Linked DNA regions of Homo sapiens: region 1 is linked to region 2. Evidence: read pairs that join two places in POLR2A ChIA-PET (ENCODE). Cell type or tissue: B cell. All regions are shown on one strand. Links, peaks and the distances in the headings refer to the core of each region. The heading gives the core; the rest is flanking DNA. Region 1 overlaps RNGTT (RNA guanylyltransferase and 5'-phosphatase). Region 2 has its middle 53 kb from the start of AKIRIN2.

Region 1 (15,806 bases), core at 3,484-8,483, 1.0 Mb after region 2:
ACAACGACAAAAAAAAACTACTAAGTTTTTTCAGTAATACCTGTAGGGATTGGGTTGGGGAAAATGTTCCAGTAAAATTTTCCAATAAAAGCTAGGGGGGAATGGGTGGTGAGAATAAAAGCATGCCAAAGACTTCTAAAGTAAGAAGAAAGGTAAGGTATTAGAAACTATTCTAAAATTTCTATATGATGAGGGGAGGATGAAAAGAACATCTTGAGGCTGGGCATAGTGGATCACACCTGTAATCCCAGGACTTTGGGAGGCCAAGGCAGGTGCATCACGAGGTCAGGAGCTCAAGACGAGCCTGAACAAGATGGTGAAACCCCATCTCTACTAAAAATGCAAAAATTAGCCAGGCATGGTGGCGGGCGCCTGTAATCTCAGCTACTTAGGAGGCTGAGGCAGAGAACTGCTTGAACCTGGGAGGCAGAGGGTGCAGTGAGCCAAGATTACACCACTGCACTCCAGCCTGGCCAACAGAGTGAGACTCCGTCTCAAAAAAAAAAAAAAAAAAAAAAAAAGAACATCTTGGTGGGGGAGAGTTGGTACTTTATTTTCAAGTAATAACAGAGAAATATATCTGATTATGAATATAAGGAAAGGAAAGGTAACCAATAATATAATGAAAAGTTAATAGACAGTTCAGGTTAACAAAGAGGAAAATGCAACTAATACCAATTATCACACAGAAACAATTTTTTAAAAAGGAAAGTTAAAGAGGTAAAATTAGGCCGGGCTTGGTGGCTCATGTCTGTAATCCCAGCACTTTAGGAGGCCGAGGCAGGGGGAACACAAGATCAGGAGTTCAAGACCAGCCTGGCCAACACGGTGAAACCCCATCTCTACTAAAAATACAAAAATCAGCCAGGCGTGACGGTGCGCGCCTGTAATCCCAGCTACTCGGGAGACTGAGGCAGGAGAATCACTTGAACCAGGGCGGCGGAGGTTGCAGTGAGCCAAGATCATGCCACTGCATGCCAGCCTGGGTGACAGAGTGAGACTCCATCTCAAGCAAACAAAAAAGAGGTAAAATTAATAAACAAAGTAGAAGGAATAAAGCGACATACTTTAGCATACAAATGTTGAATGGACTAAATTCTTGTGTTAAAAATAAGAGGCTACAGACTGAGTTAAATAAAACCAACTATATTTTCAAGTACACACTTAGAAAGTAAAGGAATTTTTCCAATGAAGGATTGAGTTTGATGCTTGAAAATAATGACTATATTGACTACATACAAATTATGCTTTATAATTACATTCTTAATAGATAACCTCCAGGTTTTAACAAGACAGCATCAAATCAGGAAAACTCAAAAAACATGGCTTTGGGGTTTACTCTAGTTTGTTCACTTGGAGCTAAGTGCTAGCAACGTCGGGGAAACTGTCCAGAGTGAAGGTCAAGGAAAACGCTGGATGGACAGGTTGGGAGAGTGAAGGTTATTAGCTTTTTATGACTCTTGTATCCTCAGACTAAAACCCTAAAAAAATTACACAATTTTATCACAAAAAAACAAATTGTCTTTAATGAACCACTTTTCAGTTTTAACAACTAACATCCACTATGCCACACTGCTACATTACCAACTAATTTCACAAAAGGACTAGTCATCAAACACGTAACCACACACTGATACACTATAAATGTATATCAGTTACTGGTCCCTGAGGATATGTGATCATGTATTTGCTATGTCCGAAAACCAGAGGATCTCAGCATGATAGTTTTGGCAATGACCTACCACAGTGAAACAAAAAGGATGGAGATACATGAATGGGAGAAAAGATCCACAACAAATTCAAGGAAAAGCAAGCAGGACAGGTAGTATTAGTATCAAGCTAGGATGAATTTAGGATTAAAAGCAATAAAAAGAAGTACATGATTTAATAACAAAAAGCATGATTTGGGTGACAGAAATATCAATTGTATATCTGGAGAAATCAAACCTAGTATCTAAATACAAAGGTATTAAATATGCAAAGCAAACTTAATTATAATGTAAGGCTTCAAGTATCTCTTATATGGGGTAGAGCTAGTAAAGAGAGTAAAGGAATTTACTAATATAAACTTTAATACTTAATTGCATAATCAAAGAGAAAATGTTGTATTCTTTAAATAGTAAAAATAATTTCACTGTTGTTATGTCTAAGAAATATCCAGAAAAGACAACATATGATGTTATAGACAAGATTAACAAAATGTTTTCAAAAGATTTTACAGACTAAATTTTCTGATTAAATTCAATGAAAGTAGGAACAAATAACAAAACATAACAAAATACATTTGGTTGAAAAGACAAAGACATATTTTGAAGTCACACTATAAGATTTGAAGTCACACTATAAGTTTTGACAGGCCAACCATGTAGCTAAATTTTTTGAAAGTTAATTCTAAACTCTTTGAAATTTTCCAACCTCAGATTCCAAAAAGCAACTTTTACTCCTATTGTTACATGTTTAAGTAACAGTCTTAGGCAATCTTCATCTGTCATATAAGCATTATCTTAAGTTTCAGTATACCATACATCAGACACATGGTTATTTAAGTGATTTAAAAGATTTCAAAACTATTTTTAAATGATTTCATATCTGTTTTTTCTTCTGTGCTTCAAATTCAGTTATCTCAGATTGTTTTTACTTATTTGATAGTCTTTGTCTCTATATTGCTTCATTTTAAAAGGTCAATGCTCCCTCCTCGTAAGAGAGAGAAAAACAAAAAGCCCTTAAGTGATTAACGTTTGGCAAAAGTGTTTGTGAATTGTTCCTTAATAATTACAATTTTTGATAAGAAATTACCAAAATTAATTTTATAACTGCTGTGATAATTGTAATTCAGAAATTCAATTTAGAAAATAATCACTGAATACACTCCAGTGCCCGGTACACAGAAAGGAATAAATGAACTAACGCTCAACCAAGAAGGGGATAGTCAAGTACACAAGGCAAGCCTCAGAGCTATTATACTTTCGTCGAAAGGTGTCTATTGCTCCAGGTAGTTTTTGACCATCTGAAATTATGTATATTTTAAGTAAAAATTCCTCAGATTTTGTTTGATGAAACTGACATATTTGAATAATACAGAGACCCTTTAAAAAACACAGAATGTTCCACATTTGGGATTTGTTTAATGCTTCCTCATTATCAGATTAGAGCTAGATACCCATAGTCAGAATGCTAGGTATAGTACTGAACTAGTACATAATGTTCATTTTATCCTCACTGCTGATGTTAACTCTGATAAGCTAGTAAGGGGTTGTCCAATTTCTCAACTCTCTAGTCTATTATTTTGCCCTTGCAAGTTATAAGCAATCCACAGAAAGACATTTACAACCATGAAAATATCTTATAAAAATTTCCCTCCCAGACTTAGCATCCATTGATTATTCTTTTTTATTTATTTTTGCTGTATTTTATTTATTTATTTTTTTATTATACTTTAAGTTCTGGGGTACATGTGCACAATGTGCAGGTTTGTTACATATGTATACATGTGCCATGTTGGTGTGCTTCACCCATTAACTCCATTGATTATTCTCACTAGAGCTGATCTTTACTATGGTGGTGGCAAAATAATTTTCCAAATCCAGGACTCAGAACATTTACCAATCAGCATTCTGCTAAAAGCTAAACCATCTCTTCTGCTCATTTATTACCAGTATGGCAGTATGGACTCATAGATTCCTATTTTTAGCAAAGTTCATAATTCATTACTGTCCTTCTGGTGTCCACACTATATCCCAGATCTGGCCAGTGGGAGCACCTTCAAGTTGGCTCCTGCATCCTTTCGACATACATTGTTTTTGTTGGGTTGGGGATGTACTTTCTTACTTTCTGGCATAAGAAGGTATTCTATGCCTATCCTGCATCCTCCCTACCCGGCTCTAGAATAAGACATTTCTCTGAAGATCTCTGGTTCTTTTTGGTGAGGAATGGTGTTAGACACCAAAATCTTCGTGCTGGATATGCTTATTATTACCAGGGTGCCTCTGCTTATAGGTCCTGTCAGTGGACAGAGCTAGGAAATGAGTTTATGTGTATCACATATTACATACACAAACACAATCATGTATATGTATTCATATACATGCACATACATGTGAACATATATATTCAAATATTTTAAAAATTCTAATCCATCTCACAGAGTTCTTCACTGCCTTCCTCCATTTCATATTTGTATCTTTCTCCTTCCTCACTGAGAACCCTGACTCCCAACATCAGTACCCATTTGCTCAATCCTACAACACTTCTAAAGTAGTTTGGCGTTTCACAACCATAATTACAGCAAAAAACAAACCTAATAAAAAAGGAGTTCAAGATTTGTTTGCAGTTCTTCCCATCTCATCTCTCATGAGGGTCTGCATTCAAATCCTATGTTCCTAAGTTACTTCATTTTCCCCCCCACCAACTTCAATGTGATTCAAAGTAGGAATTTAACTAATATTTAATCTATATAATATCCACCAGGTAACAAGCTTTTTATAACATAAAAGGTAACTTAGAGAAATTGCAATTAATGAAAATATATATTAATTGAGAAAAATCACATAAGCGAAAGGTACTAATGTAAAGAATAGTGTTAAAATGAATATGAAAATTAAATTCCAAAGAATCAAATTATAAAACAAAGGTGATATATACTTCTATTTAGTAAATTAACAAGTAAAAATAAGTAATTTGACTCCAGTGAGGTCATAAGTAGATGTTTTAAAGCCACATGCTCCTTTTCTCCTACTAGTTACTTGTAGACACTTTGATTATGATGTTGGTTTTTGGTAAGCGGCCTGGGAAAGATTTTCTGCTGAATGCAGGAAGGATGAAATAACAGAGGAAACAAGAGTTACTAATACCCAAGAGATAACCAGGCAAAGGAACTGAAAAGAGTTCAGTCACAGCTCCTCCTTGCCTCTCCTAGGCACACTGGAAGTAAAACATAATCAAGAATGTTAACAGTAGTAACCATTCAAAGACTGAAAGCCAACGAAGCATTTGTCTTAAAATATGTTTGGGTGATGAGAATATTTTCAAATAAGAAAGCAGTTACTATGGGTCATTTGCTAAATAATAAAAATAGCTATATTATACATAAAAAAATACAACCAGCTACATACCAAATAGCTTAGTCATTAAGCATACTATAATAATAGTGATTACATTAGTGTTTTATGTCTATTTCTTTAAAATAATTTTTAAATAAAATATAAATGAAAGAATTAAACATTTCATTTTGTGAAAGAGGCAGAGGGTAGAAAACAGAAAAATGCTGCTCAGCAAAGTAGTAAGACTTTTTCCCCCATACTTAATCCTTCCTTATATAAGAACAGTTCTTCAACATTCAGAAAAATATTTTACCACCACAATTTCCTTCTCAAAAAGAGTAACACTAATTCAAATAAGCATGAGAAAACGATTTTTTTTTTTTTTTCCCAGAGATGAGATCTTGCTGTATTGCACAGGCTGGATTCAAACTCCTAGGGCTCAAGCAATCCTCCTGCCTCAGCTTCCAAACCCAGCTCATTCTATTTTTTTTTTTAATGAATTGAAGCAAAAGAAATACACACACACACACACACACACACACACACACACATACACTCTAGTCAGCAGAGTAAAAAGACTTTTCCGATAGGAAGTAAAGGAGACCATGCAGTCAATTCTATATATTCCATTCTGCTTGCTAGGAAGCTAGCATTTCTCAGTTTTAAATGTGCAGACCTTACCTGGTTAACAAACCAGAACCTTCTGGCCAGGCATGTTGGCTCACACCTGTAATCCCAGCACTTTGGGAGGCCGAGGCACGTGGATCACTTGAGGTCAGGAGTTTGCGACCAGCCTGGCCAACACTGTGAAACCCCACCCCTATTAAAATTATAAAAAATCAGCCCAGCATGGTGGCAGGCACCTGTAATCCCAGCTACTCTGGAGGCTGAAGCAGGAGAATCGCTTGAACCCGGGAGGTGGACGGTACAGTGAGCTGAGATTGCACCACTGCACTCCAGCCTGGGCAACAGAGTAAGTCTCTATCTCAAAACAAACAAACAACAACAAAAATACCTAAGCCTCCCAATACAAGTGGGAGGCCAGATCCCCTTAAAGAAGGTATTGCAATACTACTACAACCATGTACAGTACTGTAAATCCACAGTTGGCAAACTATAGTCTACAGGCCACATCTGGCCTCACACCTGTTTTTGTAAATAAAGTTTCACTGTGACACAGTCATGCTCACTCATACACATATTGTCTAGCTTTGATTTAGCACCACAATGGTAGACTTGAGTAGTTGAGATACATAGGCAACAAACCCTAAAATATTGACTATCTGGCCTTTCATAGAAAAAAAGTGCTGACCCTTGCTGTAAATCTTCCAACAGTTTTTCAAAGGATGAGCAGCATTTGCTAAAGTGATTGTTCTGGTAATCCCCGATGGGTAATCCCCTAGTGGTCGTGTCTGTTTAAAGTAAGTGTCTGGTAACCCCCTAGTGGTACGGATGTTCTTTCTTTCAAAAGAAAAATCTAATAAAAAAATTATAATCCAAAAGAAAGAACACCCAGACCACTAGGGGATTACCAGACACTTACTTTAAACAGACACGAATTGCCAGGAACCCAAAATGCCACTGCAGTCCGTAAGTTAAATGGAGAGCTTAGGGTAATCAGGTGATAAATGGATTACTGGCTCAAGTTTAAATCTAAGTGTGACGGTATGTCCACAAATACAACCTGCGGTTATTTTCCAGTTACTGGATGTATAACTGGAAGAGAAATACTTGGAAAACGAATTTCCACATTGGCTGTCTGACCCACGGAATAAGGGTCATTATGCTAGGAAAGGCCAAATAAAAGCCCCTTCAACCAGCCTTCCCTACCAGGGAAATAAACCAAAAGCAGTAACATATCTCCAAGGGAAATACAAAAATTAGTACCACCATCAGAGATTTAGAATGATTTTTGATTATCATAAATTTAATCATGTTAAACCAAGTGCAGCTGCCATTTCAGATGTGCTGTCTTTAACGAAACCAATCAATGTAGCCTCTAAAATCTTATATACAAGTTGGCAAATACTTTTTTCTCTGTACCAATCTGTGGTACTATCAGAAGACATCTGCCTTTGCCTAGAATGACCAATAGTATATCTTGCAGCCACAGCATACTGCTTTTCTGCTCTCTGCCACAGTAGAATCTACAGAGACAGTGGTCTTTTTAAAAAATAGTAAATATATATTTAGTATTTATTATGTAACATGCAGTAGTTTAAAGGACTTACATGTATTATGTCATTAAAGTCCCACACGAGGTAGGCACTATTATCCACATAATGAAGTTACAGAAACACAAGCAACAGAGAGAGAACCTGAGTAAAGAGTGGCAGAGCTTGAATTGAAATCCAGCTGGCATAATATCCAGAGTCTCTTTGCTTAAGAGGATCCACTACAGTCGTCTAAATGAAAGGTATTTTCTTTTTCCTTTTTTTTAAGGAAGGGTCTCACTCTGTCACTCAGGCTGGAGTGCAGTGGCCCCACCACAGCTCACTGTAGCCCCAACCTCCCCAGGCTCAGGTGTTCCTCCCACCTTAGCCTCCAAGTAGCTGGGACTACAGGCATGTGCCATCATGGCCAGCTTTTTTTTTTTTTTTTTTTTTTTTTTGTATTTCTTGTTAGAAATGGGGTTTCACCAGGTTGCCCAGGCTGGTCTCAAACTCCTGGACTCAAGCACTATGCCCACCTCAGACATCTCAAAGTGCTGGGACTACAGGAGTGAGGCACTGTGCCTGGTGGAAGAGTTATTTTGTTTGCGTATTTATCCATGTGTCAGTTGATAAATATTTGGGGTTGTTTCCACCCTTTGGCTATTATGAATAATGCTGATAAGAAGATTTACGTACAAGTTTTGTGTGGGCATATGTTTTCATTTCTCTTGGGTATATACTTGAGAGTGGAATTGCTGAGTCACATGGTAAGTCTATCTTAAACATTTTGAGGAACTATGTAACTGTTTGCCACACTGGCTGCACCAACTTACAATCTCAACATCCATGTGTAAGGACTCCAATTTCTGTCTCTCACTTGTTATCGTCTTTCTAATTTTTTTCAGAGACAGTGGTCACTCTGACACTACACAGAACAAATCACTGATCAACAATGCTGATGATTTTGTACTTATTAAGAGTGATAAAGAGGAAGTATAAAGTTCTTTAGACATCTTGCTAAGACACATGTAAGACAGAAGACATAAAACCCACAAAAATTAAGAGCCCATTGCCTAAGTAAGATTTCTAGGGGTCCAATGGTTGGAAGCCTATCAGGATAGCTTCTCCAAGGTGTCAGAGACAAGTTACTCTACTTGCACTATCAGTGGATACTAAAAAGGACGTTACAAAGATTAACAATCACTGTGGATTTTGAAGCAGTACTCCAACTCATTGACCAAGGAACCTGTTAGGCTACCATTTTTAAGTTGAAATCAGAACAAAAGATGGCTCTGCAGCAAGTTCATGCTATAGTATAAGCTGCTCTGCCACTTGGGCCTTATAACCCAGTATATCAATTGTCTGGAGCCTCTGAATCCTTCCTCCAAGATCTTGTGGCAAGAATGACAGCTGGGCAGCAACTGGCTTCTTATGAACCCTATAAGGCCTCCTCCAATCTTCTAAATTTTAATAATCTACCCTCATTTCTTCATTACCCCAGTTCGCTGCATGGTAGACGCTTCCTGCAGTGCTTGCTTCCTCTGCAAGACTTTTTCATCTCTTCAGTTCTTTCGTAACAGACAATTCTTCAACTAAATTCATTCTGTTAAAATATTTGCTGTGTTTCTGTTTTTAATTAAATCCAAACTGGTATGTCTATTAACATCACACAACTATGTGTGAATGTAAAATCAAACAACAAATGTAGATGCTAGGTCTGAGTTCAACCTCAAAGCTCTAGGAAATCTTGTATCTCAACAGACTAGACCAATTTCTAAAAGATACTATTAGAGATTTTTAGAATACTATTAGCAACTTTCCTGGAAACACATACAGGAAGACACATGTATACAACTATATTTTACAAAAGACTTTTACAGTGAAAAAGACATTGAATATTTCCAGTTTCTCACTATTGTAATGATGCTTCAATAAAATTATTATACACATACTTTTACATATTCTTATTTGTTTGTATATACATTCCATCACTGAATATTTCTGGAGTGCCTACTATAAACAAGTCACCATGCTATGTACTAAGAATACAACTATGTAGAAGACAAACAACATCTCTCCTTTCACAAAATTGGAGCATATTTTCTCAGGACATATACTACCTTAATGCCCATTGAAAGAGTTGTACCAACTTCTGTTCCTACCAAACAGTTTAGGAGAGTACCTATTTGCTCACATTCTAACCAAAAGGGACAATGTTATTATTTCCAATGTGATAGGTAAAAAATTACATTTTGGGCCAGGTGCGGTGGCTCACACCTGTAATCCCAGCACTTTGGGAGGCCAAGGCAGGTGGATCATCAGGTCAGGAGATCGAGACCATCCTGGCTAACACGGTGAAACCCCGTCTCTACTAAAAATACAAAAAATTAGCCGGGCATGGTGGCAGGCGCCTGTAGTCAAAGCTACTAGGGAGGCTGAGGCAGGAGAATGGCCTGAACCCAGGAGGCAGAGCTTGCAGTGAGCTGAGATCCCACCACTGCACTCCAGCCTGGGAGACAGAGTGAGACTCCATCTCAAAAAAAAAAAAAAAAAATTACATTTCATTCTTGTTTTAGAATGTATATTTTTTATTAGAAGGACAAAAATTTTTATATTTTCACAGCAAAGTGAGGCTTCTTCATTCAGGGCACTTTTTTTCCACTTGATAATACAGAGTTATGTTTTTAATCCATGACTTAACCATACATTCTGCTGAGGTTCAATTAATAATTATAACCATTTTTTAAAGCAAACATTTATTTATTGAGTTTTATGCTGAATTTACATGCATCATTTATTTAATCCCCACAAAACCTGATAAAGTAGTATTATTTTTTCATCTTAGCCCATTAGCTTGTAAATTCTATAAAGGCAGACTTATATTTACTTTGTTTACCCATGCAATTAAATATTGAGTATACATAAATCTTCAGCACAACAAATCTACAAAATAAACATTATTCCTGTGGACATTTTACAGATGAGGAAGGTTAGGTAGGTTAAGTTAACAAGACCACACAGCAAATAAGTAGTGGAACTTGGATTTGGTTCTGGGCAAACTTGGCCAATAACCTATGTTCTTAACCACTATATGCTATATATACCAGTATATATACTGTCAAGGTTATTTTAAGAGACTTGTTACAAAAACCTCTATAATGAAAAGTTACTGACTTTGCTGTGCTCTTGCTCTCCAGGTGTTTAACAGTTATGACAAATTACACAAAAAAGCTAAAGATATATGCATTTTAAAAGAGAAAATTAACAGAGATTGGAATCAAATAGGAAATGATTCACACAGAAAGTTGGACTTAGTGCAGCAAGTAACAGGTAGTATTGCAGAGGCAGCAAGAAGGGAAGATGCACTTTTAAATTTGTTTTGATTAAAACAATAAAAATAATGGCAAATATTTAAACGTTTACCATGTACCAGGTTCTGTTCTAAACATTTTACATACATTAGCTTATTTAATCCTTACAGACGTCTTATGAGGCCAACTTATTTTATTGATGAAGAACTTGACACACAGAAAAAAGTAATGTGCTCAATCACACAGACAGTAAGGAGATAACCTAGGCAGTCCAGCTTTAAAACCTGAACTCTAAAATACTATTCTATACAAATAATAAGTTTATACCAATCACTATATATCACTGACATTGTACTCAAGAGTTTGCAATTTCCAGAGTACAGACTACTTTTGTAATTCTAGCTTTTGACAATGACCATGGTTTTAGGTCACAAGTTAGTTAATATAAAGCCATCATGTTTTTAAAACAACAAATAGCTCTCAGATGAAAATCTATATTGTGTATAAAACTCAACACAATATAAATTGCTAAGATATACAAAAGTTATATTAGGCCATGATAAATCAATGTTAATATATCTCAAATTTTCAGAAATGATAATAGGAGATAAGAAGAGCAAAGTATGGATTTTAATTGCCATCAACAGGGCACTCAACACATAGAACAGATTTTTCTATTTGTATTAAATTTCAATCTAACAGAAATCTATACTATTAGCACCTCATTAAAGTCAAACTCAAAAACATACCTAGAATGCCTAAGTCTTCATTTCTTAGAAAACTACTGCAGTCATTTTCAAAGACTATTATTTATATTATACCTTCAAGATATTCTATTCCATTTTAGGCTTTGTAGAAATATTTGGAAGTACAATCAAAGATATGAGCTTCTCTCATGGTGTTTTAACAGCTTAGTCCCACTTCACTAGTGCATGCTTAATGATTCAGAGACATAGCTACTCCCCTTTCGAACTAGTATAGACATATTTCTTACAGTGTTCTCTAAAATACTGAGTTAATGCTAAGCATTAGATATAAACTCATTTATTCAGTAAAGACTGCTATAATGCACAACATTCTTTACATTTAGAAAAAGCATATTACTCTGGCTAACCGAATATGTTTTATGTAATAGTTACCATGTTATATTTCATATTAAATATTCTATTTTTGAAAATTGACTCCCATTACACAAATAATGTACATACACTGATGTAAATTGCATATTCCTATCTGAAAATCACCTTAGAGAAACATTTGGATGAGTTTTAAAGATGCACTAGACTCAAAAGTAATTCCATTTTTTAGGAAGAAGACATTAAATAGGTAAAATTTTAAAAGAACAAAATATATTTAAAACGTACTATGAATAAAGGCAAAACTAGGATGACAAACTACTAAACTGAATTACATCATGCTATGTTTAATTACAATAGGAAACTGCAAGAAAAAATAACATTTTTTACTACTAGAGAAATGAGTATTCTATGTTTAGCCTCAGGAAGCCTTTAAGTGCCACTAAGAACTGACTGTAAAAGGCAAAAGTAAGTTGTTTTTAAAAAACCCAATGAAACAATCCGAGAGTCTATACTCTTTAACCAAATACAAATATAGCATTAAGAAAAATAGAAGATTTAGTAATGAAGCAGTTTAACAAAATTTTACTTCATCTTTGAAGTCTTATTTTTCGAAGAACTATATTCACTTGTGTCAAAAAAAAAAAAAAAAAAAAAAAAAACAGCGTAGCCCCACTAGAATTAGTTTCTTAGCCTCAATTTTTCTAATAGTGAGATGGTCTTCTGTAAGGCACTTCCAGAAGAACATATCAAACCTACACCCAACTTGCATGATTAGTGATAAACAATCCCACATTTGACTGGCAACTGAGAAAATCTGTACACTGGGCACTTTGTCAGGAAGACTAATCTTGAATGTTCAACATATCAATATTTATCCAATGTTTAGATAAGAGAAAGACATTTTTGAAACTATCCTGAAAGTCATTCCTGTGTGTGTATTCCAGCTATTCCTATAGCCTCAAATTTATCTATCCTTGGATTATAATCAGACTCATATAGAGCTCAATATATTCTTGGGGGTTCCAGATAATTGTTCTAACAACTTTTTGCCATTAAGTCCCAATTGTAAATTAAGCCACAAACATTTAGGGATAGTGTGTGTGTGTGTGTGTGTGTTTCTTTTTCTTTCTTTTTTTTTTGAGACAGAGACTTGCTCTGGGCTCAAGCAATCCTGCCACCTCAGCCTCCCAAGTAGCTGGAACCACAGGCATGCACCACCATACCCGGCTAATTTTTGTTTGTTTTAGAAACAGGGCCTCCTTATTTTGCCCAGACTGGTCTCAAATTCCTGGCCTCAAGTGATCCTCCCACCTTGGCCTCCCAAAGTGCTGGAATTACAGGCATGAGCCACTGCACCCAGCCTCAAATAAAATGTTAAATACCCTGTTGTTTGAAAACGAATACCCACATGCTTTATTAAACCCACCTTTTCACTTAAGATTCACCACAATGCACAGTTTCCTTTCTTTGATAATGCATAGTTTCTTAATATATTTTAATCTTTTGGAGTCTGGACTCCATATATCCCCTGTTCCATCAGCTAGCAAAAATGCTATCTGTGCTTTACCTTTGATAAGTAAAAATTTCACAGGATGCACTGGTAAGCTTTAATCTCTTTGCTAGTATTATCTTATTTACTTTCTCTTTCTGATTTCCTTGATTAAGGATTTCTTATTTTGTTGTAATGTATTTACTTAGCCAAGATACTTAAAAAGTTATAGAACAAAAGTGAAATAAAAACAAGGCTTTGGAAAAATGTTGAAAATATTCATGCTAAAGCATCTTTTATTCTAAGATAGCAACCAAAAAGTCATAAAAGGAAGATTAACCAATAAATTTAAAAATTAACACTTAATAGACATTATAAAAAATCTTAATGAAAGTCAACAGTTAACTTACCCTACAAAAGTATAGAAAATATTTGCTCTGCAAATGCAAACATGAAGTAATTTCCTTCAAAGTAAAAAAGACTTATTTCGATATGCTTAATTATAATACCAATGATCATATCTTATATCTAGATCTATAATTCATATAAGAGAATTATTTTTCAGTAAAATCTCAAAATTTAGTAAAATTTTCACTTTACAATTTAACAAAGTTCTTTTCTTTGGGGGGAGGTGTGCGGCGGGGGAAGTGGTCTCACTCTGTCACCCAGGCTGGAGTGCAGCAGGGTGCAGTCTCAGCTCACTGCTACCTCTGCCTCCCAGGCTCAAACAATCCTCCCACCTCAGCCTCCCGAGTAGCTGGGACCACAGGTATGTGCCAACAAGCCCAACTAATTTTTCTATTTTTGGTAGAGGGGGGTTTCGTCATGTTGCCCAGGCTACTCTCAAACTCCTGTGCTCAAGCAATCTGCCTATCTTGGCCTCCCAAAGTGCTAGGATTACAGGCATGAGCCACCACGCCCAGCCAAAATTCGTTTTTTAATATTATTATTACCTTTTATATTGTTGTTATTAATATAATTATATTAATGAAAATGATTTTAAAACAAAGATCAGTAAACTTTAAAGGAAACTGCTATATGTTAGCTGACACAGGTCAAAGGAGTAATCTCTGAAAACGAAATTGTTGTATAAGTATATATGTAAAATATCTTGTAAAATAAAGTATTTTAGTTTCTTTCTTTAAAGTATTGTAAAGTATATATGAAATACCCTGTAAAAGGTGAAGCCTTACACAAACAGTATTATTTCATGCAAAAAGTACAAAAGTGCATACTTACCCTTCTCCTCCCATTCTTGTTATTTTTAGACGAAAATCCACAGAATTCAGACTGGGAGGCTTCCATTTCAAAATATCATCACATCGACCAGGTTTGTATTTCTAAAGCCAATTAAAATGATGACAATCGTTACTAAGAAGTTAAAAATTAAACATTCAATGTATTAAACCTAATGTAACTTTTTATTAAGCAAAATTACTTCTTTTCTAAACATAATTTTAATCTTCAACCAACAAGTCAGGCTAGATATCTACCTTCTTATTGATGACCTTTCTTCTTTTCCTACCAAAGACATGTAGACCCTTGTTTGTGAAAGTCCAGAAAAAGAATAAAACCAGTGATTCTATCCAACCTTCCTATGACTTAAAAGAAGCTTCATTTTTAAAAATGCTTTTTTTTCTTGTTCAGCTTTATGGAGGGATAATTTATAATGAATAAAATTAACCAACAAATCTTGACAAATATATACAGTTACGTAACCATGACCAAAATCATGATATTGAACATTTCAAGGATGTGAAAAAATTTCTTGCTACCATTTGCAGTCAATTCCCTCCGTCAGCATTCTGGCAACAGTGATCTGCTTTCTACGACTACAGTTGTACCTTTTCTAGCTACATAAGAAATACTTTAAAAATAAAAAATAAAGAAACACTTTATGTAAGATTTTTGAGATGAATCTATCCTGGTGCATATACTAGTAGTATGTTCCTTTTCATTGCTGACTAGGATTCCATTGTATGTATATACCACAAATTGTTTACACATTTACAAGGTGATGGATATCTGGGTTGTTTCCAGTTTTTGGCTATCATGAATGATGCTGCTCTGAACATTTGTATTGACATGTTTTCCTAACTCTTGGGTAAATAACTAGGAGAGTGGAATGACTGTATCACATGGCAAATGCATGTTTAGCTTTGTAAGAACTGTCAAACTGTAACATTTTCTATTCCTACCAGAAATGAATGAGAAGTCCATTTGCTCCATATCCGCCTTGGACTAGGCATTGTCAGTCTTCTTAATTTAGCCTTTCTAAAGTGTGTGTCTCATCATTTTAATTGGCATTTCTCTAATGACACAAAGATGGTGAAGATCTTTTCTTTTGTTTATTGCTATCTGTATACCTTCTTTGGTGAAGTGTCTGTTCAAATCTTTTACTCTTGTTTGCACTGAGCTGTTTGACTCATTACTGCCTTGTAAGAAGTTACTTACATATTGTAAATAAATAGTCTTGGTTGGATATATGTATTACAAATATTTTCTACAAGTCTTTGGCTTTTTCATTTTCTAAATAATTTCTTTTGAAGACCAAAGTTCTTTATTTTAGTAATGTCAAAATTATCCATTTAAAAATTATATAATTTGTGCTTTTTGTGACCTATTTAAGGAATATTTTCCTAAAGTCATTACAATTTTCTACTATGTTTTCTTAGACAAGTTTTATGGTTTCAGCTGTTATTTTTAGGTATACAAACTACTTCAGCTTATTAATT
Region 2 (15,806 bases), core at 5,272-10,271:
TTACTCATCCACTTATCTATTCTTTCACCCACAAGCTTATATTGAGCACTTGCTATATGTTAGTCACTGTACAAAGTAAATAATACATGGTTCCTCCTTTTGAAGAGCTCAGAGCTTATGAGGAAGACAGATGAACAAATGGGTGAATTACCAAAGTGGTAACTGTTGCTACAAGGACATAAAACCAAGCAATTAATTGTGCCTGGGGGAGCCAGGACGTGACAACTGAAGTGGGCTGAGAATGGCAAGTGAAACCTATGTGTGTGTGATTGTCTGTCTTTATCTGTCTGAGTATTATGGGCAGGGGGAAGAGAAAAGGCCTTGTGAAAGGCATTGAGGCCTGTTGGGAGGCACAATCTACATGCTTTGGAAATAAGAAACTTTTTTTAACTGGCAGGAAAAAGAAGGGAAACCACCCCATCTAACTTCCCACCTTCCTTCTAGGAAGAGAGAATTTGTATTAGATGTACTGATGATAAAGGGAATATACCCATAAGATATTTAAATGTTAAGTCTATAAAGTAGGAGCATAGGCTGGGCATGGTGGCTCATGCCTGTAATCCCAGCACTTTGGGAGGCCGAGGCAGGTAGATCACTTGAGGCCAGGAGTTCAAGACCAGCCTGGCCAACGCGATGAAACCCTGTGTCTAATAAAAAAATTAGCCGGGTGTTGTGGCACACGCCTGTAGTCCCAGCTACTCCAGAGGCTGAAATGCAAGAGTCGCTTAAACCCAGGAGGCGGAGGTTGGAGCGAGCCGAGATTGCACCACTGCACTCCAGCCTCAGTGACAGAGAAAGACTCAAAAAACAAAAACAAAAAAAAAGAAAAAAAAAAGTAGGAGGCAGAGATTGCAGCGAGCTGAGATTGCACCACTGCATTCCAGCCTGGGTGACAGAGTGAGTCTCAAAAAAAGCAAAAAGGCCAGGCGCGGTGGCTGAAGCCTGTAATCCCAGCACTTTGGGAGGCTGAGGCGGGCAGATCATGAGGTCAGGAGATCGAGACCAACTTGGCCAACATGGTGAAACCCCGTCTCCGCTAAAAATACAAAAATTAGCTGGGCATGGTGGCACGTGCCTGTAGTCTCAGCTACTCGGGAGGCTGAAGGCAGGAAAATCACTTGAACCTAGGAAGCGGAGGTTGCAGTTTGCCGAGATTGTGCCACTGCACTCCACCCTGGCGACAGAGTGAGACTCCGTCTCAAAAAAAGAAAAAAAAAAAAGAAAAAGAAAAAAAAGTAGGAGCATAATGATTTTGAGTACCTCCGAAAGAACCTGGTATAGGCACAAAGCAGCTAAATTATTCCCAAAATGTATGCAGTACAGGATGACATCTACAATTCTCAAAAAATCTCTTTTGGCTGGGCACGGTGGCTCACGCCTGTAATCCTAGCACTTTGGGAGGGCGAGTCGGGCGGATCACCTGAAGTCAGGAGTTCAAGACCAGCCTGGCTAACATGGTGAAATCCCGTCTTTACTAAAATTACAAAAATTACTCGGGCGTGGTTATGCGTGCCTGTAATCCCAGGTACCCGGGAGACTGAGGCGGGAGAATCGTTGGAACCCAGAGAAAAAATTTTGAGACAGAGTCTCGCTCTGTCGCCCAGGCTGGAGTGCAGTGATGCGATCTCGGCTCACTGCAAGCTCCGCCTCCTGGGTTCAAGCCATTCTCCCGCCTCAGCCTCCCGAGTAGCTGGGACCACAGGCGCCCGCCACCACGCCTGGCTAATTTTTTTGTATTTTTAGCAGAGACGGAGTTTCACCATGTTAGCCAGGATAGTCTCTATCTCCTGACCTCGTGATCCGCTGCCTCGGCTTCCCAAAGTGCTGGGATTACAGGCGTGAGCCGCCGCGCCTGGCCTAAAAAAAAAAAAAAAAAAAAAAAAAAAAAAAGTCCTTTTTAAGGCAGGCTTGTGAGAAGGTAAGGAGAAATAATGTGAAAATATGGAAGATAAACTCACTCTAGGAGTTTAGAAGCCTGCAAAATCAGTATAATGAGCACTCATATCCCTAGCACCGGGATTCAACAATCATTACATTTTTCCATTTCACCATATTTGATTCATATATATGTATATGTGTATATATACATTTTCAGAACCATTTTAAAGAAAATTACAGATATTTTATACTGCAATACTTTAACACACATGCACACATTTCCAAAAATTAAAGATGCTCTCCTTCATACCCAGACAGCAGTATCACATCTAAGACAATAAGAAATAATTCCCAGGCTGCGCTCGGTGGCTCATGCCTATAATCCCAGCACTTTGGGAAGCCGAGGCGGGCGGATCACCTGAGGTCGGGAGTTTGAGCCAGCCTGACCAACATGGAAAAACCCCATCTCTACTAAAAATACAAAATTAGCTGGCGTGGTGGAGGATGCCTGTAATCCCAGCTACTCAGGAGACTGAGGCAGGAGAATCGCTTGAACGCAGGAGGCAGAAGTTGCGGTGAGCCGAGATCACGCTCTTTAGCCTGGGCAACAAGAGCAAAACTACGTCTCACAAAAAAAAAAAAAAATCCCTAATTTCCAATGCGGGGTCCATATTTATATTTCTGTATAGTCCCCAAACTATCTTTTATAGCTATTATTTAGACAAGACATTTATGTATTTTTAATGGGTGGCATGTTTTTTGGCACCTTTTGGGCACGGACAAGTCTAATTTCTACTTCGAACTGTTTTTTTTTTGTTGTTGTATTTTTTTTATTATTTTTTTTTTATTGATCATTCTTGGGTGTTTCTCGCAGAGGGGGATTTGGCAGGGTCATAGGACAATAGTGGAGGGAAGGTCAGCAGATAAACAAGTGAACAAAGGTCTCTGGTTTTCCTAGGCAGAGTGTTTGTGTCCCTGGGTACTTGAGATTAGGGAGTGGTGATGACTCTTAACGAGCATGCTGCCTTCAAGCATCTGTTTAACAAAGCACATCTTGCACCGCCCTTAATCCATTTAACCCTGAGTGGACACAGCACATGTTTCAGAGAGCACAGGGTTGGGGGTAAGGTCATAGATCAACAGGATCCCAAGGCAGAAGAATTTTTCTTAGTACAGAACAAAATGAAAAGTCTCCCATGTCTACTTCTTTCTACACAGACACAGCAACCATCCGATTTCTCAATCTTTTCCCCACCTTTCCCCCTTTTCTATTCCACAAAACCGCCATTGTCATCATGGCCCGTTCTCAATGAGCTGTTGGGTACACCTCCCAGACGGGGTGGTGGCCGGGCAGAGGGGCTCCTCACTTCCCAGAAGGGGCGGCCGGGCAGAGGCGCCCCTCACCTCCCGGACGGGGCGGCTGGCCGGGCAGGGGGCTGACCCCCCCACCTCCCTCCCGGACGGGGCGGCTCGCCTGGCGGGGGGCTGACCCCCCCACCTCCCTCCCGGATGGGGCGGCTGGCCAGGCAGAGAGGCTCCTCACTTCCCAGTAGGGGCGGCCGGGCAGAGGCGCCCCTCACCTCCCAGACGGGGCGGCTGGCCGGGTGGGGGGCTGACCCCCCACCTCCCTCCCGGACGGGGCGGCTGGCCTGGCGGGGGCTGACCCCCACCTCCCTCCCGGACAGGGTGGCTGCCGGGCGGAGACGCTCCTCACTTCCCAGACGGGGTGGCAGCAGGGCGGAGGGGCTCCTCACTTCTCAGACGGGGCGGTTGCCAGGCGGAGGGTCTCCTCACTTCTCAGACAGGGCGGCCGGGCAGAGACGCTCCTCACCTCCCGGACAGGGTTGCGGCCCGGCCGAGGCTCTCCTCACATCCCAGACGGGGCAGCGGGGCAGAGGCGCTCCCCACATCTCAGACGATGGGCGGCCGGGCAGAGACGCTCCTCACTTCCTAGATGGGATGGCGGCCGGGAAGAGGTGCTCCTCACTTCCTAGGTGTGATGGCGGCCGGGCAGAGACGCTCCTCACTTTCCAGACTGGGCAGCCAGGCAGAGGGGCTCCTCACATCCCAGACCATGGGCGGCCAGGCAGAGACGCTCCTCACTTCCCAGATGGGGTAGCGGCTGGGCAGAGGCTGCAATCTCGGCACTTTGGGGGGCCAAGGCAGGCGGCTGGGAAGTGGAGGTTGTAGCGAGCCGAGATCACGCCACTGCACTCCCGCCTGGGCACCATTGAGCACTGAGTTAACGAGACTCCGTCTGCAATCCCGGCACCTCGGGAGGCCGAGGCTGGCGGATCACTCGCGGTTAGGAGCTGGAGACCAGCCCGGCCATCACAGCGAAACCCCGTCTCCACCAAAAAAATACGAAAACCAGTCAGGCGTGGCGGCGTGCGCCTGCAATCGCAGGCACTCGGCAGGCTGAGGCAGGAGAATCAGGCAGGGAGGTTGCAGTGAGCCGAGATGGCAGCAGCACAGTCCAGCTTCGGCTGGGCATGAGAGGGAGACCGTGGAAAGAGAGGGAGAGGGAGACCGTGGAAAGAGGGGAGAGGGAGAGGGGGAGGGGGAGGGAGCCGAACTGTGTTTTGCGCCCTACCAGGTTTCTTTGAATCCTGAAATATCACTTGGGCTTGTCTAGGTACAGCTCAATGGCTGCAAATTTGTGTATTCACATAAACACACAAGTGAAATAGGATTAATCTGCTGAGTGAAGCTAAAGAAAAGGAGAGCTGGGGTTTGGAAACAGTGACAGTCTAAGAACTAGGTCCGTCTGCCTTTTTTCTAATAGACTGTCCTAGGGAGATTAAATTGATTGTAAAACAAAAACGCTAACAGATGATACTCAAGTTTTCCTCTTGACACTCCACAGTGGACTTGGGTATTTTAATCAGATGTGAGGAAATAAAAAAAGTGGGCGCAGTGGCTCATGCCTGTAATCCCAGCACTTTGGGAGGCCGAGGCAGGTGGATAGCTTGAGGCCAGGAGTTTGAGACCAGCCTGGCTAATATGATGAAACCCCATCTCTACTAAAAATAAAAAAATTAGCCGGGTGTGGTGGCGTGCGCCTGTAAGCCCAGCTACTCCGGAGGCTGAGGCAGGAGAATCGCTTCAACCCGGGAAGCAGAGGTTGCAGTGAGCCGAGATTGCGCCATTGCACTCTAGCCTGGGAGTCCCAGCTTCAAAAGGAAAAAAAATAAAAAAGTGAAGCAAGAGCATTCTGACTGCCTTTGAAAACCATTTTATCCCACCTCTCCTCACCATCTCCTACCGCCCAGTATTCAATCAGTGCTGTGGTTACTCCTGCCAGATTTTGCACCCCGGGCTCTGGCCATGCTCTGATTAAGTTACCTGGCCAGAAGGTGCTCTGATTCTGGAAAAAATGAGAAATATCCATTTCTACTAGGAGAAATGAATCAATGGTTAAATGGAGAAGACTTACTGATAGTATAAGAAAAGGATTTTGGATCTGATGATATATATTTTAAAATCTTTGAAATAATCTCCAATTTACAAAAAAGTTACACAGTACAATTCTTTTTCCAGAACCATGACAGTAATTTGCCAATCCAACCTGATTCCTCATAATACCTCAATACTTTATTTTCCTATATAACCACAATACAACCACCAAAATTAGGTAATTAACACTGATACATTACTACCATCTAATACTCAGATCACATTCAAGTTTTGCCAAATTCCTTTAGAGCAAAAAATTCAGTTCAGAATCACATGTGGCCTTTAGCTGTCATGTCTCTTTAATCTTCTCCAGTCTGGAGGAATTCCTCAGTCATTACTTGGCTTTATGGCCTTAAAACTTTTGACAAATATGGACCAGTTGTTTTGTTTAATGCCCCTAAGTTCGGTTTTGTCAGATGTTTCCTCATGATTAAGTTCAGGTTGTGTATCTTTGGCAGGAATATCACAGAGGGGATGCTGTGTTTTCCTCATCGCATCATATCGGATGGCACACTATTTTCATTTGTTCCATTACTGATAATATTCACTCCGATCACCTGACTAAAATGTTATCTGCCAATTTGTTTTACTATAAAGCTACTTCTTTCCTTTTGTAAAATAATTAATTAGTATTTTGTGGAGTGATAGTTTGAAACTAGCTAAATGTCCCATTCTTTTTTTTTTTTTTATTTTTGACACAGGGTCTTGCTCTGTCGCCCATGCTGGAGTGCAGTGGTGCTCCTTGCAAACTTGACCTCCCAGGCTCAAGCAATTCTCCCACCTCAACCTCCCAAGTAGCTAGGACTACTGGCACACGCCACCATACCCAGCTAATTTTTGTATTTTTGGTAGAGACGGGGTTTCACCATGTTGCTCAGGCCAGTCTCAAGCTCCTGGGCTCAAGCAATCTGCCTACCTTGGCCTCCCAAAGCTCTGGGATTACAGGTGTGAGCCACCGGCCTGGCCTTAAATGTCCCTTTTTTTTTCTTTTAATTTTTCCGTAAGATATTCCGGTACAGGTGGTATTTGGTTACATGCGTAAATTCTTTAGTGGTGCTTTGTGAGATTTTGGTGCACCCATCATCTGAAAATGTCCCATTCTTAAGCAAACATTTAATTTTTACTTGCTAATTTATATCATTAGGGACTCACGTCTCTATTTTATTCAATGGTTTATAATGTATTACTCTTATTATTTATTTTGATGCAAGTTGTCTCTGATTTGTCTTAATAGCAGCCTCTTCAAGCTGACTCCTGTGTCCTTTTGACAAGCCCTCACCATGCTGAGAACTTCTTGTTTTCTGACATGAAAATATATTCCAGGTGGCCGGGCGCGGTAGCTCACGCCTGTAATCCTAGCACTTTGTGAGTCCAAGGCGGCAGATCATCTGAGGTCAGGAGTTTGAGACCAGCCTAACCAACATGGAGAAACCCCATCTCTACTAAAAATAAAAGATCAGCTGGGCGTGGTGGCGCATGCCTGTAATCCCAGCTACTCGGGAGGCTGAGGCAGGAGATCGCTTGAACCTGGGAGGTGGAGGTTGCGGTGGGTCGAGATGGTGCCATTGCACTCCAGCCTGGGCGACAAGAGTGAAACTCTGTCTAAAAAAAAAAAAAAAGAAAGAAAAGAAAAAGAAAAAGAAAAAAGAAAATATATTCCAGGCTTGTCTTGTATTTCCCCTGTCTCAGCCCTGAATCAGCCATTCCTCTGAAGAGCCATGGTTCCTTTTAATGGAGAAAGGTATTTATCAGCTAGGTGTGCTCATTGCTATTGGGGTATTGCATCTCCCAAGAGCTCTCACTGGACAGAACTACCCAATATAACAGTATGTGTATTACAAACTTAACAGCTTAAAACAACACAAATTCATCATCTTCTAGTTCTGAAGGTTAGAAGCCCTAAAATCAAGGTGTCAACATGGCTGTTCTTTCTGGAGACTCCAGGAGGGCATCCCTTTTCTTCCTTTTTCCAGCTTCTAGAAGCTGCCTACCTTCCTTAGCTTGTGGCCCCTTCCTCCATTTTGCAGAGCTAACAGCATAGTATTCTCAAATTAACATCTGTCTCTTTCACTTCTGCTTCTGTTGTCATATCTCCTTCTCTGACGCTGACCCCCACCCCTCTTTTTTTTTTTTTTTTTTTTTTGAGACAGAGTGTCACTCCCATTGCCCAGGTTGGAGTGCAGTGCTATAATCACAGCTCATTGCAGCCTCTACCTCCCAGGCTCAGGTGATCCTCCCAGCACAGCTTCCCTAGTAGCTGGGACTATAGGCGTGCGCCACCATGCAAGGCTAATTTTTGTATTTTTAGTAGGGATGGGGTTTCACCATGTTGTCCAGGATGGTCTCAAACTCCTAGGCTCAAGCGATTCTCCCATCTCGGCCTCCCAAAGTGCTGGGATCATAGGTGTAAGCCACAGTGCCCGCCCTCTGCCTCCCTCTTATAAGGACTCTTGTTATTATATTGGACCCACCCAGATAATCCAGGATAACCTTATCTCAAGGTTCTTGACTTAATCTTACCTGCAAAGTCCCTTTTGCCATGTAAGGTAACATGTTCACAGGTTTTGGAAATTAGGATACAGGAATCTTTGGGGGTCTACTATTCTACCTTCTACAATATGTATGTATGTATGCATGCACACATTGCTATATTTATTCCTATATCTATATAAATATATTGAAGACCATAACATCATTTAGATACTTCCAATTTCAACTGGACAACTACAGGGTTCATTCCAGATTTCTGTTTCAATATTTGTGACTCCCTCCTCCAACAATGGGAAACCTGGCTTTCATTATCCTTAATAAGTTACTTATTTGACTAATCTCCTCTTTGTAACTAGTGTCCTATTCTCCTTCTGTGCTCTTATCCTGGGAATGTCCTCCCACTCTACCTGGACTCTGAAACTTTATACCCAGCCACCCTTCCATGGGGACACCCTCTTCACTCCACTGGGATTCTGCCACCCCAAGCCAGGCTGCCCCTGCAGGAACACTGTCCTATCCTGTTCAGTCTCTGACACCACACAGCAAGCAGCCCTCCTGTGCAGACACTTTTCTCACCCTGCTGGGGCTCCAACACCCAGCTCTGGACCACGGTGGCTTCCCTCATTAGTCACAGATGTTATCCTGCTCTGCCCCACCTAAAGGCTTTAGCACCAAATTGCTGAGAGGGAAGGGAAGGGAAGAAAATTCCAAATGACATATTTTTGGGAGTGAGAAAGGGGGCACTGAACCTTGATCCAAACGAGGGTGGGAAATGTGGAATGCTGAGCAGGGAGAAGCAGGGAGATGAGGTGGAAGTTAGTACATAATAGAGGGTTTGAGGCTTGAATAAATATCGGCTATTGGAGTGGGTCCCTGTTCTTGGGCCTGTTTGCGTGTTTGAGGACCCGACTCATATTTTTCTGGGCTGAGAATGCTGCCACCAGCCTGGAGCCTCATCAAACCACTTTTTATTAAAAAACCACCCGTTGGCTCCTGTTGTTTTTTATGCTGATTAAGAACACTGACTTGGCTAAATGAACAAGGGGGCTGATTGTTGCTCTGTCTCTTGAAGCAGGAGAGGCTTTTGATCGAGTTGAGTGGGAGTTTATGTTTGAGGTACTTTAAAAAATGAAATTTGGAGATAAGCTTATGAACTGAATTTGAACTTCATTTCAAGCTCATTGAACAGAAATGTTTTAGATCCCTTTAATCTGAAAAAGGCCCATTGCAATTGTCCTTTGAATCTCTTATTTTTCTTTAAGATAAAGCTTCTTCTCAAATTACTTACTATTTATCTACGTACTGAGAAGGGAAAAATAAACTTAAGTTTAAAGATGTTTGGATATTTTTCTTTCTCTGAGGATAGGAAACATGGCTCGGGTGCCTTCTCTCTCCACCCTGGCACCCAGAGCAAGGATGTTGCTCATTAGTGACTAAGTAGGACCAGCGTCTCAGGTGGCAATCTGGGAGCAAGCTCAGCTTCACAATGGGGGACTGTGGGTTGGTTGCACAGAAAGCAGAAGCTTGTGGGTTCTAATCTCACTTCCTCCATTGGCTTCTGGGTGGCTTTAGGTGAGTCATTTAATTTCCACATGTTTGGTTTGCCCCATCTGCCACATGGAGCTAATGATACTCCTCATCTACTTATTTCACAGGGATGTTGTAAGAGCTGATTAATGTACAGGGTGGCCAAACATTGCACATGTATGATGAGCTAAGAAAAGTAAGATAATGAGCCCAGAAACCTTTTCAAATTAGGGGTGATCTTTTCCTTTAGGAATGAGCTGTGCTTATGATGCTGTTTTTTTTTTTTTCCTGAGTCGGAGTTTCACTCTTGTCGCCCAGGCTGGAGTGCAAGTGGTGTGATCTCGGCTCACTGCAACCTCTGCCTCCTGGGTTCAAGTGATTCTCCTGCCTCAGCCTTCCGAGTAGCTGGGATTACAGGTGTGTGCCACCATGCCCCAGCTAATTTTTGTATTTTAAGTAGAGACAGAGTTTTGCCATGTTGGCCAGGCTGGTCTCAAACTCCTGACCTCGGATGATCTGCCAGCCTCTGCCTCCCAAAGTGCTGGCATTATACGAGTGAGCCACCACGCCCGGCCTTTTTTGTTTTTGTTTTTGTTTTGCACTCTGTCACCTGAGCTGGAGTGTGGTGGTGTGATCTCAGCTCACTGCAACCTCCGCTTCCCAGGTTCAAATGATTCTCCTGCCTCAGCTTCCCTAGTAGTTGGGATTACAGGCGTGTGCTACTGTACCTGGCTAATTTTTGTATTTTTAGTAGAGATGGGGTTTTGCCATATTGGCCAGGCTGGTCTCAAACTCTTGGCCTTGAGTGATCCGCCCGTCTCAGCCTCCCAAAGTGCTGGTATTACAGGTGAGCCACTGTGACCAGCCATGGTATTTTTTTTTTTTGACCATTTCTCTGTCTTATTAATTTAACTCATGCTATTATTAATTATATACATAATATGTTTGGCTCAACATGGATGACATCATTCATTTCAATATATTTTTGTTTGCTTCCTATGTGCCTGGCACTCTCTGTATTAGAATTAAAAACCTAAGTGAAAGCCAAATTATAGGAAGGTCAGGAAATGGGAAATATTTATGAGCAAATTCATGCTTATATTTCTTTTGTTAACTCTGAAGATGTATTTGTTTGAACATACACTTCTGCCCGGTGGCTCACGCCTGTAATCCTAGCACTTTGGGAGTCCAAGGCAGGCGGATCACCTGAGGTCAGGAGTTAGAAACCAGCCTGGCCAACATGGTGAAACCCCATCTCTACTAAAAATACAAAAAAATAAGCTGGGCATGGTGGCACATGCCTGTAATCCCAGCTACTTGGGAGGCTGAGGCAAGAGAATTGCTTGAATCTGGGAGGCAGAGACTGCAGTGAGCTGAGATCGTGCTACTGCACTCCAGCCTGGGCGACAGAGCCAGACTCTGTCTCAAAAAAAAAAAAAAAAAGGCTGGGTGCAGTAATCCCAGCACTTTGGGAGGCTGAAGTGGGTAGATAATCTGAGGTTCGAGACCAGCATGGCCAACATGGTGAAATTTGTCTCTACTAAAAATGCAAAAATTAGCCAGGTGTGGTGGTGGGAGTCTGCCTGCCTTGGACTCCCAAAGTGCTAGGATTACAGGCGTGAGCCACCGGGTGGAAGTGTAATCCCAGCTACTTGGGAGGCTGAGGCAGGAGAATTGCTTGAACCCAGGAGGCAGAGGTTGCAATGAGTGGAGATCGCACCACTGCACTCCAGCCTGGGTGACAGAGCAAGACTCCGTCTCAAAAAATAAAATAAAATAAAATAAAATAAAATAAAATAAAATAAAATAAAATAAAATAAAATAATTAAATGTATCTGAGAAAAGCTGAGCTATAGTTTCCTGAGTATTGATAAAGGATATATCTTAGTTTTTGAAAGGAAGGGCTCCCCAGTAGCCAACTTCTAGAATGACAGTCCTCCTAAAGACATCATCTTCCACCTAATGAATTTCCATATAGCTGTTCCTTGCTAAAAAGGACATTAACCTAAATTAGGCTTGCCATTTTACTGTGTCAAGCACATAGTAACAATGAACATAATCGGCGGGGCATGGTGGCTCACGCCTGTAATCCCAGCACTTTGGGAGGCCAAGGCAGGCAGATCATGAGGTCAAGAGATCGAGACCATCCTGGCCAACATGGTGAAACCCGTCTCTACTAAAAATACAAAAATTAGCTAAGCGTGGTGGCAGGCGCCTGTAGCCCCAGCTACTCGGGAGGCTGAGGCAGGAGAATTGCTTGAACCTGGGAGGTGGAGGTTGCAGTGAGCCAAGATTGTGCCACTGCACACCAGCCTGGTGACAGAGCGAGACTCCGTCTCAAAAAAAAAAAAAAAAAAAAAAAAGAAAGAAAAAAATTAACATAATCAGTATATCCTCAATATGGGGAAGTTAAGTCAGATTGCACATGAACTGAAAACTAAACTGAAAATGATTATTTCATACTCCTGAAAAACCCTCATTTACGTGCATGTGGAAATAACTGCTTTTCACAGCATCCTCCTACCCCATGCAGATGGTCACTGTGTTCAATGGCACTGTCTTTGAACATGCTGTAGCAGGAAAGCTTCATGCTTTTATATCAACCAGGGCTGACATCTAAGTTCAAAATGCCAAGGGAAAAGTAAAAAACACAAAATAACACAACACAGAGAGGGAAATAAGGTTTTGGCATCTTTGTTTCCAGTTGTTGGTTTTGGCTCTTAGTAGGGCTTCTGGTTGGCAGCTGTAGGGAAACTTTTGGACTATTTTCCACAGACTGAACAGGCCACATGAAATTTCTATTATTACTTCAATCTTGGCTGACTCTAGTAAAACTGACTGCCTTATATCCCTTGTCCTGGAAGCATGTCATTTCTAAGGGTAGCTGTAGTTCATGAGAACACCCCAGAGCCTGTTTTAGGACTATTACCTTTTAGAGATGAAACCACCTCTATAAGGTCTTCACATTTTCCTGTAGCTGCTGTTTCAGGGCAGTCCAGACCAGCCTGATCTTCCTATTCGAAAACTGTCATAACTATCAGAGACACCAATAAGCCCTTAAGTCAGAAACTAGATACAGTTTTATAGAATTGTAACATACAGGAGTAGCACCTCAACATTTTTTTTCTTTTTTTTTGAGACAGAGTCTCGCTCTGTTGCCCAGGTTGGAGTGCAATGGTGCAATCTCGGCTCGCTGTAACCTCCACCGCCTGGGTTCAAGCGATTCTCCTGCCTCAGTCTCCCAACTAGGTGGGATTACAAGCGCCTGCCACCACGCCTGGCTAATTTTTGTAGTTTTTAATAGAGACAGGGTTTCACCATGTTAGCCAGGCTGGTCTTGAACTTCTGACCTCAGGTGATCTGCCCGCCTTGGCCTCCCAAAGTGCTGTGATTACAGGCATGAGCCATCACACCTGGCCACACCTCAACATTTCTTTCTTTTTTTTTTTTGAGACGGAGTTTCACTCTTATTGCCCAGGCTGGAGTGCAGTAGCACGATCTCGGCTCACTGCAGTCTCTGCCTCCCAGATTCAAGCAATTCTCCTGCCTCAGCCTCCCGAGTAGCTGGGATTACAGGCCTGTGCCACCACGCATGGCTAATTTTGTATTTTTAGTAGAGACAGGGTTTCTCCATGTTGGTCAGGCTGGTCTCGAACTCCCGACCTCAGGTGATTCACCCACCTCGGCCTCCCAAATTGCTGGGATTAGAGGCATGAGCCACTGAGCCCAGCCCAGACCTCAACATTTCTAACATGTATTAGAGAGCCAGGGAGAATGTCAGTTCTGCAGGCAACTCCCATGTGGAGAGCTTGATTTTGCTTCCCAAATCCTATTTTCTTCTCCAGTTAAGGAGGAAGGATAAGGCAGGATAAATGATCACTTTGGGATTTAAACAGAACCCATGAAGCTTCAAGTGTTTAAAAGTGATTTTTAAAAAAATGTTATATGTGTCTTTACATGTTATAACCTTAGGCACTGAAAAAGCTTGAGAGGCCTGCGGTCTCATCCATTGATGTTCATGTTCCCTGACCTCCTAAGCAAGAGGAAGGACTTGTCTGTTTCTCTAGACTTTAGACCATGTGAAGTTCACTCTATGGTGTGCCAGAAGGTCGAAGTTGATTGATTTCTGTTTTGCTTAGGAATCCTGAGCTTCAGGAAAATAGCATTTTATTCAGGGGGCAACTTTGCTTTTGAAATTGATTTTTGTTTCTTCCAGCAGAAGTCTTATAGCCTTGAGATCTATTAAAAATGGAATAATGAGGCCGGGCACGGTGGCTTACACCTGTAATCCCAGCACTTTGGGAGGCTGAGGCGAGTGGATCACCTGAGGTCGGGAGTTTGAGACCAGCCTGACCAACCTGGAGAAACCCTGTTTCTACAAAAAATGCAAAATTAGTCGGGCATGGTGGCACATGCCTGTAATCCCAGCTACTCAGGAGGCTGAGGCAGGAGAATCGCTTGAACCCGGGAGGTGGAGGTTGCGGTGAGCCAAGATTGCGCCATTGCACTCCAGCCTAGGCAACAAGAGTGAAACTCTGTCTCAAAAAAAACAAAAAAACAAAAAAACAAACAAAAAAAACCCAAAAGGAATAATGATAATGACAGAGGAAATGTCTTTATGTAGATTGATGGATAGAAAATTGGGCCAAGAAAGATCCAGGATTCCAGAGTGTTCTGACTTTGCTACTGGTTCATTCATTCAGTGACCTCAGGCAATTCTGGTTATTATTTCACAACTCAGTTTCCCTGTCTGTAAAGTAAGAATCCTGACATTTATTATGCAGGTAGTATGGCAAGTTGGTTGAGAGCATGGGCTCTGAATGCAGATTGCCTGGTTTGACTTCTGACTCTCCCACTTCTAACTGTGATTCTGGGCAAGCCACTTATGTCTATGCTTCGGTTTTCTCATCTGTCAAATTATTATCCTCATAATAGTAGTACCTACTTCATAGGATTATTGTGGGGAATACATGTGGTGATATAAGTAAAATGCCTGACACGTTGCACCTAGTCAGCATTAGTACTAGTATTATTTTACTTATCTAGAGTTCGTATTGATATTATTATCATAACCTAATCAAGGATACTGAGATTCAAAGAAGTAGAAAACTAAGGACAAATAGAAGTTTGTCTTGAATTTACTTAAAAAAAAATTAAGCCCAAGCCGCTTTATACAGAAGCCAAGATTTCAAGAACGTTTGCAAATGTAGAATCACTGGAAATACTTTCCAACTATCTCCACATGACGTAAGCAAACATTCAAGGAACAAGTGGAGTGCAGCAAGGCCAGGGAGCAGAGTGGGAGGTCCCTGCCTCTGTCAGCAGGTCCAGGGCTAAGCCAAGGCATCTGCAAAATCTCCAGCAACATCCTCATAATAATTATTTTAGGTGGCATCTGGATTTTACAAACATTAATTAGTTACTTGGATAAGGTGTGGGCTATACCACTCCCAGGGCTGGGTTAATTGAGGTACAGATACATGCCTAGAGATGATGCATCCCAAAGTGTTCACTTACAGAGAAAGGAAGACTCAAGGCCATGGAGATAAAGCCAGAAGCCAGAGGAAACCTGGGTTTCATTTTAGTCTCATCTGTGAGCTGGCCTTTCTCCATCTTTTCAGGCATATTTTCTGCTTTTTTCCTCAACAGGCCCCCTTCAGCTCTGCTTCTGCTCTGCCTCTCAAGCGTCCCATGGCTGTCCCGTGCCCAGGCTTCTACTCATGTTGGCCCTATTGGAAAGCTTCCTTTCATCATCCTGTTGTTATATTTTAATCATTCTTTAAGGCCTTGCACACCAACTTCTCTCTCCATACATTCCTCCTTACCCTGCTGCTGTCATGGTTTATCTTGGCATCTACAAGAATTATATAGTCAAAATTTGTTGTTCATTTCTTTCTTTCTTTCTTTCTTTTTTTTTTTTTTGAGACAGAGTCTTGCTCTGTTACCGAGGCTGGAGTGCAGTGGCACAATCTTGGCTCACTGCAACCTCTGTCTCCCCGGTTCAAGCGATTCTCCTGCCTCAGCCTCCCGAGTAGCTGGGATTACAGGTGCACACCACCATGCCCGGCTAATTTTTGTATTTTTCTTAGTAGAGACAGGGTTTCACCATGCTGGCCAGGCTGGTCTCGAACTCCTGACCTTGTGATCTGCCCACCTCAGCCAATATGATGTTCATTTCTTTGCTATAGCCATAGCACCACATCCCTGCAAATGATGAATACGTTCTTTCTTTTTGTCCTTTGTTGCACATTTAAAAAATGCCTACAATGTGGCATATCTGTGCTAGCAGCCAAACATTGTGGAATATTATTCCCACTTCCTAGATATTTGTTAAAAAATGAAACTTTAAGATACTAAGTTATTTTGCTCAAGGCCCCAAAGCTATTAGGTGACAGGAATGGGATTTAGATCTGGATCTGTCCTTTACCCAATTTTCTCTAGAGAATCTCATGTTT

The links. ChIA-PET counts read pairs that join two places held together with the same protein. Peaks named below come from ENCODE experiments on the same cell type or tissue, not always from the same donor. Only the 100,000 strongest peaks of a DNase experiment are listed, where the experiment ranks them.
Region 1: POLR2A ChIA-PET joins it to region 2 with 12 read pairs; 2 of 35 experiments call an interaction of 5 or more read pairs at or near these places.

What each region holds. Positions count from the first base shown.
Region 1 is chr6:88,755,464-88,771,269 of GRCh38, forward strand. RNGTT (RNA guanylyltransferase and 5'-phosphatase) reads right to left here. Exons shown (of 16, transcript NM_003800.5): 13 at 14,311-14,411. Among named protein-coding and RNA genes, the nearest start is that of RNGTT, 200 kb to the right of the region's middle. In B cell, for the core only: a CTCF peak has its summit at 6,502; a DNase peak (open chromatin) is centred at 6,448; H3K27ac peaks cover 1,725 bases.
Region 2 is chr6:87,747,687-87,763,492 of GRCh38, forward strand. No RefSeq gene overlaps it. Among named protein-coding and RNA genes, the nearest start is that of AKIRIN2, 53 kb to the left of the region's middle. In B cell, for the core only: no CTCF peak of the experiment used is centred there; DNase peaks (open chromatin) are centred at 7,385 and 9,355; H3K27ac peaks cover 2,316 bases.